2 separate regions of the Homo sapiens genome follow, and region 2 is linked to region 1. Evidence: read pairs that join two places in POLR2A ChIA-PET (ENCODE). Cell type or tissue: Caco-2. All regions are shown on one strand. Region 1 overlaps ORC2 (origin recognition complex subunit 2). Region 2 overlaps HYCC2 (hyccin PI4KA lipid kinase complex subunit 2).

Region 1 (4,000 bases):
AAACCCATACCATTTATTTATTTATTTATTTATTTATTTATTTATTCATTCATTCATTCATTCATTCCTCACACTGGGGAACTTTGCCTTATTTTTTGGCATCATGCCCTATGTTTTTCAACCTTTTTAAAATTATTGACCCCTAATTAGCCTTTTTAGACATTTTCTCCTAATCACTTTTTCCCACCCTAAAAATTTCAGTACTACATATATGCTGTATATCTGTTTATGTACTGTGACGCTTTGGAGGGCCACAGACTATTATATTAATAATGTCAAAGTCTTTTTTCCACACTCCCTCCTGTGCCAAGATCCAGTTTTACCCAATTGGGAGATGTATTGTACCTGTCAAGAATGCCTGCTTTAGAGAACGTGGAACCGTTAACATTTCAGTGTGTATCTTCTGTCTGTTCATACATGCATGGGCACACATAAGCTTGCACCATTACGTTTATAAATAGACTTTTTGCAATTAATAATGTATCATATATACATTACTCTGTCATTAGACATTCTTCTACAATAAGAGTTTTGACATGTATTGCCAAATATCCTCCTAAAGTTTATACAGATTACACTATTTAATCATAGTTACATTTTCCTAAAGACTTAGTTTTGGCCAGGTGCAGTGGCTCATGCCTGTAATCTCAGCACTTTGGGAGGCCAAGGCGGGTGGATCGCCTGAGGACGGGAATTCAAGACCAGCCTGGCCAACATGGCGAAACCGTGTCTCTACTAAAAATACAAAAAATTAGCTGGGCGTGGTGGTGGGTGCCTGTAATCTCAGCTACTCGGGAGGCTGAGGCAGGAAAATCGCTTGAACCCGGGAGATGGAGGTTGCAATGAGCCAAGGTCACACCATTGCACTTCAGCCTGGGCAACAAGAGTGAAAATCCATCTCAAAAAAAAAAAAAGAAAAAGAAAGAAAGAAATCCCAAATCCCATCTCTACAAAAAACATACAAAAATTAGCTGGGCGTGGTGGCATGCACCTGTAGTCCTAGCTGCTCAGAAGGCTGAAGTGGGAGGATCACTGGAGCCCAGGAGGTTGAGGCTGCAGTGAGCCACAATCACACCATTGCACACTAGCATGGGTGACAGAGCAAGAATTTATCTCATACACACACAAAAAAGCTTAGCATCTGAACCATTTTTAAAGTGTATGGGTTCAGTGGCATTAGGTACATTCACACCATTTGTAACCAATCTCCCAAACTTTTCTCATTGTACAAAACTGAAATTTATTCATCTGTAGATGGACACTTGGGTTGCTTCAACCTTTTGGGTATTGCGAATGATGCTGCTATGAACATGGGTGTACAAATACCTCTTTGTGACCCTGCATTCAATTCTTTGGGGTTTATACCCATAAGTGGAAATGCTGGATCATGTGCTAATTCTATTTTTAATTTTTTAAGGAACCACCATACTTTTTGCACAGTGGCTGCACCATTTTACATATCAACCTACAGTGTACAAGGGTTCCAATTTCTCCACGTTCTTACCAACACCTATTTCCTTTTTTAAAAAAAAAAAAAAACAGTAGCCCTTTTAATGGATATGAGGCGGTGGTTTTATTTTCTTTTAAATTTAACATATCGTTAAATTCTCAGAGGTCAGTCTTCGGACAAAAAGAACTGTAATAGCTAGTAGTATTGCATTCTAATATATAAATAATGTGTGGTTTTCTATATTATACTTTTGGATTGTTTGTAACTTTTTATTAGTGTAACTAATGCAGTAGTGATTGATTTTGATGTAGGACTTGAGTCTTTGAATGTAAGTTTGTTGGAGATCAGCTGGTTGAACAGTATTGCCTTTTTTTTTTTTTTTTTTTTTGAGACAGGGTCTCACTCTGTCACCTAGGCTGGAGTGCAGTGGCACAATCAAGGCTCACTGCAACCTTAGCCTCCCTGGGCTCAGGTGATCCTCCCACCTAAGCCTCCTGAGTAGCTGCAACTACAGGTGCGGACCACCATGCCTGGCTAGTTTTTGTATATTTTGTAGAGGTGGAGTCTCACCATGTTGACCAGGCTGGTCTCAAACCCCTAGGCTCAAGTGATCTGCCAGCCTCAGCCTATCCAAAGTGCTGAGATTAGAGGTGTAAGCAATTATGCCCAGCCTGCTTTTTTTTTTTTTAATTTTTAAGCTATCATATCCATAATGCATCAACTGGAATTTTCCAGTTTCATTTTCTTCCAATAAACTGATAACTTAATGATACTTTTGATGCTATCTGAGTGTAGTAGGCTTTCATGTTTCTCAAATTTTCTCTTAAATCTTTTACAGTTTCTCATTCTCACCTTATTTAAAACCAGTTGTTTTAGTTAATAACTTTTTCAAGTTTATATTTTGTCTATATTTGACATTCAGACAAAAATAAATTATATAGGCCGGGCGCGGTGGCTCATGCCTGTAATCCCAGCACTTTGGGAGGCCAAGGTGGGTGGATCATGAGGTCAGGAGATCGAGACCATCCTGGCTAACACAGTGAAACCCTGTCCCTACTAAAAATACAAAAAAAATTAGCCGGGTGTGGTGGCGGGCGACTGTAGTCCCAGCTACTCGGGAGGTGGAGGCAGGAGAATGGCATGAACCCAGGAGGCAGAGCTTGCAGTGAGCCTAGATCGTGCCACTGCACTCCAGCCTGGGCGACAGAGTGAGACTCCGTCTCAAAAAATAAATAAATAAATAAATTATATAAATATATAGTTATACATTCTATATTCTAATTATATATTCTAGTTGTAGTTCTATCATTGCAGTAACAAGTTCTCCATAAATAGATTTGTGCATATATGAAAACTAGATATACTGTAGAAGTAGCATTGCAGATCACTGGGCTAGTGATGAACTGGTCAGTAAATGGTGATGGGACAATTGTATATTCCCATTTTAAAAAAAAGGCCCTCTACCTCCCTTTATAAACAGATTAATTACCTTAATTATTTAAACATGAAAAGCAAATTGTAAATGCTTTTAGACAAAAATATAAGAGAATATGGTTTTGGTCTTGATTACAGAAAGTTTTCTTAGAAAATATGTAATCAAAAGAAAAGATTGACAAATTCAACTAATTAAAATTCATTGTTTCTCAAGAAAGTGAGAAGACTACAGACTAGAAGAAAATGTTGCAGAAGACATGTCTGATAAAGGACTTTTAATCCAAAATATACAAAGAGCTTTTAAAATTCAGCAATAAGAAAACAATTTAATTAAAAAATAGGCAAATAGGTATTTGAACAGATACCATATGCTTATTTGCCATCTATTTTTATTCTTTATTACCAAGGAAAATAAACAGATGGCCAATAAGCATATGAAAATATGCTCAATATCATATCATTAGGGAATTGCAAATTAAAACAAAATGAGATACCACTATACACCTATTAGAATAGCCAAAATCCAAAACACGAATACCACCAAATACTGATTAGGATGTGGAGCAGCAAGAACTCATTTATCTCTAGTTAATGCAAAATGGTGCAGCCCCATGAAAAACAGCTGTGCTGCTGCTTATGAAACTCAACATACTCTAACTATATAATCCAGTAGTTATGTTTCTTAGTATTTACCCAAATGAGTTGAATACTTATGTCCACACAAAAACCTGCAGGTGGACCTTTATAGCAATTTCATTCACAATGGCCAAAACTTGGAAGCAACAAAGAGGTCGTTCAGTAGATGAATGGATGAACAAACTGGCACATCCTGACCATGGAGTATTCAGCACTTAAATAAAAAAGAGCTATCAAGCCATGAACAAGATATGAAAGGACCTTAAAAGTATGTTACTAAGTGAAATAAGCCAATCTGAAAAGGCTACATACTGTATGATTCCAACTATATGACATTCTGGAAAATGCAAAACTGTGGAGACAGTAAAAAGACTAGTGTAAAGTCTATTTTATAAGAAACCAGCACTTTCCTTCAAATGACACCATAAAAAGAGTGTAAAGACAAGCCACAGCGTAAAGAAGATATTTTTTCTGAGAAGA
Region 2 (4,000 bases), 55 kb before region 1:
TCAGCTCACTGCCACCTCCACCTCCCGGGTTCAAGCGATTCTCCTGTCTCAGCCTTCCGAGTAGCTGGGACTACAGGTGCATGCCACCACGCCCGGCTAATTTTTTTGTATTTTTAGTGCAGATGGGGTTTCACTGTGTTAGCCAGGATGGTCTTGATATCCTGACCTCTTGATCTGCCCACCTTGGCCTCCCGAAGTGCTGGGATTACAGGCGTGAGCCACCGCGCCTGGCCTGGATGGTTCTTCTAACTTTAGAAACATGAACTCAATAATGTTAGTATTAAAGAGACATTTGGGCCAGTTATGGTGGCTCATGCTTGTAATCCCAGCACTTTGGGAGGCCGAGGTGGGTGGATCACTTGAGGTCAGAAGTTTGAGACCAGCCTGGCCAACATGGCGAAACCGCGTCTCTACTAAAAATACAAAAATTAGCTGGATGTGGTAGTGGGTACCTGTAATGCCAGCTACTCAGGTGTCTGAGGCACAGGAATCACTCAAACCCAAAAGGCGGAGGTTTCAGTGAGCAAAGATTGTGCCACTGCACTCCAACCTGGGAGACAGAGTGAGACTCTGTCTCAAAAAAAAAAGAGAGATATTTGATTATAGTCTTTAATATTGTTTGTATAATTATAAGCAGTTGTACTCATTCTGGAATATAGACATTAAAATGGATGTATTTTTAACCTTTAGTTTTTTCAGCAACTTTTCATACTCTCTTAAATATAGATTTATTACATGACTTTTAAAAAATGTTTTTAGTTTTATATTTTACAGGCAATTTCCAAAAGAAGCTATAGAATTTATATAATTGACAGTTGAAAGATTCTGAACCTTTTCCGTGAAGAATGAGAAGAATAAATGATCCAAAACTGCCTTTTATGGAAAAGAAAATTAAATATTATTACATGATACAGATTTTTACTTCATGGTAGAGACATTGTCTCATACTGTACCTTATTTTTGTAGCCTTCAACAATTGGATCCATGGCTTTGACAGAAGGGGCATTGTGTCAGCATGATCTCATCAGAGTTGTTTATAGTGATCTTCATCCTCAGAGGGAAACATTCACTGCACAGAACCGGTAATGGTCAAAACTGTATATAGTAACAACTTGTATGTATGTATGCATGAATATATATATGAATGAATGAATGACAGAGTCTCACTCTGTCACCCAGGCTGGAATGTAGTTTGTAGCCACAAACATGGCTCACTGCAGCCTTGACCTCCCAGGCTTAAGTGATCTTCCCACCTCAGCTTTCCAAGTAGCTAGGACTACAGGTGTACACCACCATGCCTGGCCAATTTTTTTTTTATTTTTTGTAGAGAAAAGGTCTTGCTATGTTGTCCAGGCTGGTCTCGAACTCCTGGCCTCAAGCACTTCTCCTGCCTCAGCCTCACAAAGTGCTGAGATTATAGGCATGAGCCACTGCACCTGGCCCATTTATTTATTTATTTAGAGACAGAGTCTAGTTATGTTGCCTAGGCTGGTCTTGATCTCCTGGCCTCAACGTGATCCTCCCACCTTAGATTCCTGAGTAGCTGGGATTACAGGCATGCACCACTGCACTCAGCTAACAATCATTAACTTACACTTAGTAGTTAACTATAATTACTTCAGTTCAAGTTTGGTATGAGAAGACTCCAAAAGGTAAATACATCATAGTTGTGAAATACCCATTGTCTAATGTTTGGTATTATGTTATGGTCATCTTGTATAAAGCAGTGTAAAAAGTGGATGTGCAGTCAGTCAAACCAGGATTCATATTCTAGTACTGCAATTTAGAAATTTTTCCCTCAGACAGTTTATCTACTCTGTACACCTTGCTTTCTTGGTTGCAGAATGGGATTCGTACCTGAAATTTTACAGTTTGAGGGACAGGTTGCAAAATTGCCCTCACTTCTGACTAATTGAAAGTTTTGGGAGTTCCCAAAACCAAACTCTTGTTTGATAATTTGCTAGAAGGACTCACAGGATTCACTGAAAGCCATTATACTCACAGTTATGGTTTATTACAGGGAAAGAATAGAGATTAAAATCAGCCAAAAGAGACACATATAGTAGAATATGAAGGGTTTCAAACACAAAGCATCTGTTGTCCTTTCCCCTGAAGTCAGGATACATTACCCTCCTGGCATCAATGCATGACAGTAAACACAAAGTATTGGTAATGGGAGAGGCTCATTTAAGCTCTGGTTTCCAGAGTTTTTTTTATTGAGGCATCATTATGTAGGCATGATTGATTAGGTTGATTGCCTACTTGGTTGATCTCAGCCTCCATGTGGACTGATGCAGTGTGACCCAGAGCTACCACCTTAAATCACACGGCAGTTCTTTCTGGCATGGCCAACTCCTACCTAAGAAAGTCAGATGTGGTCAGTCCGGCCTGAAGTTCTGGTGTTACCAGTCTCGGCCCTAAACAAAGACTCTTTATCAGATTAACTTCCTAGGAGCAAAGGCCAGATGTCTCTTTGGGCAAGGCCAGTTTATAGATGGCCCATGAATTATTATGGTTCAACTTAAGGTTTTTCAACTTTACAATGGTATCAAAGCAATATGCATTCAATAAAAACTGTACTTCAAGTACCTATGTAAACCTTCTCATTTTTACTTTCAGTACAGTATTCAGTAAATTACATGAGATACTCAATTTTATGATAAATATAAAATAGGCTTTGTGTTAGATGATTTTTGCCCAGCTGTAGGGCTAATGTAAGTGTTCTGAGCACATTTAAGGTAGGCTGGACTATGCTATGATGTTCAGTAGGGTAGATGTATTAAATGCTTTTTTGACTTATGATATTTTCGATTTACAATGGGTTTATTGGTATGCAATTCCATCATAGGTCGAGAAACACCTGTATTTATTATACAGGCTGTCCCCTGGTCTTTGGCCAAGGCTCAAAAATGATCATGTTTATCTGGGCATCTACATTTAGTATAGCATTTATATGACAGATACTATCATTATGAATATGCCTAACATTTGGAGGAGCCAGTGTAGGTTACAGATAGATTTAAAGAAATAACTAATTCATCCTTTAATGTTTGCATATATTTTCATATTTTTGCACAAATTTGATTACCTCACCCCTCTTCTTTATCTACCTTGTGGTAAACTTGTGCAGCACTATTTGTCATAGAAATTAGTTAATGATTAGCTAAATTTAGTTCCTCCTCAGGCAAGTCATGTTCCATTAGTATTCATTCTAAGGAGGCTTCAATTCAATTTCCAATACATATGACCAATATTATAACCTTACCAACAATGCCAATATTATACCATGTCACAGGATGGCAGTAAATGAAACCTGAAAAATAAGAGCCAAAGATACTGGCACATTCATAGAGTGCCAGTCAGTCATTAACAATTATCCCAGTTCATCATCATATATGACCAAAATATCTCCCAGAGAGAAGTCACTCAAGTTTACAGACTTCTGTTTAGCCTTATTAAGTTCTAAAAGCAGGAGTGGCCTCACAAACACTTGACTTTTACTCTTTCAGGCATCTAGTATAATTGAGCTAATAGTATCATCTCTTGCTCTGAGTGTCTTCCAAGGTGCTAATGTATTTCCCACATTGCAAAACTCATTTATTCATTTAAAAAAATCTCGCCAGGTGCGGCTCATGCCTGTAATCCCAGCACTTTGGGAGGCCGATGCAGGTGGATCACCTGAGGTCAGGAGTTCAAAACCAGCCTGGCCAATGTGGCAAAACCCTATCTCTGCTAAAAAATACAAAAAAAAAAAAAAAATTAACCAGGCGTGGTGGTGGGTGCCTGTAATCCCAGCTACTTGAGAGGCTGAGGGAGGGACAATCACCTGAACCAAGGAGGCAGAGGTTGCAGTGAGCTGAGATCACGCCAGTGCACTCCAGCCTGGGTGACAGAGCAAGACTCCGTCTCAAAAAAAAAAAAAAAGCCAGGCGCGATAGCTCACGCCTGTAATCTCAGCACTTTGGGAGGCTGAGGCAGGCGGATCACAAGGTCAGGAGTT

The links. Peaks named below come from ENCODE experiments on the same cell type or tissue, not always from the same donor. Only the 100,000 strongest peaks of a DNase experiment are listed, where the experiment ranks them.
Region 2: POLR2A ChIA-PET joins it to region 1 with 5 read pairs; 8 of 35 experiments call an interaction of 5 or more read pairs at or near these places.

The regions. Positions count from the first base shown.
Region 1 is chr2:200,950,951-200,954,950 of GRCh38, reverse strand. The region is part of intron 4 of ORC2 (origin recognition complex subunit 2); the gene reads left to right. Among named protein-coding and RNA genes, the nearest start is that of ORC2, 11 kb to the left of the region's middle. In Caco-2, no CTCF peak of the experiment used is centred here; no DNase peak of the experiment used is centred here.
Region 2 is chr2:201,006,055-201,010,054 of GRCh38, reverse strand. HYCC2 (hyccin PI4KA lipid kinase complex subunit 2) reads left to right here. Exons shown (of 13, transcript NM_001321623.1): 7 at 967-1,082. LOC105373835 (a long non-coding RNA gene) reads right to left here. Exons shown (of 3, transcript NR_187976.1): 2 at 954-1,069. Among named protein-coding and RNA genes, the nearest start is that of ORC2, 44 kb to the right of the region's middle. In Caco-2, no CTCF peak of the experiment used is centred here; DNase peaks (open chromatin) are centred at 1,514 and 2,374.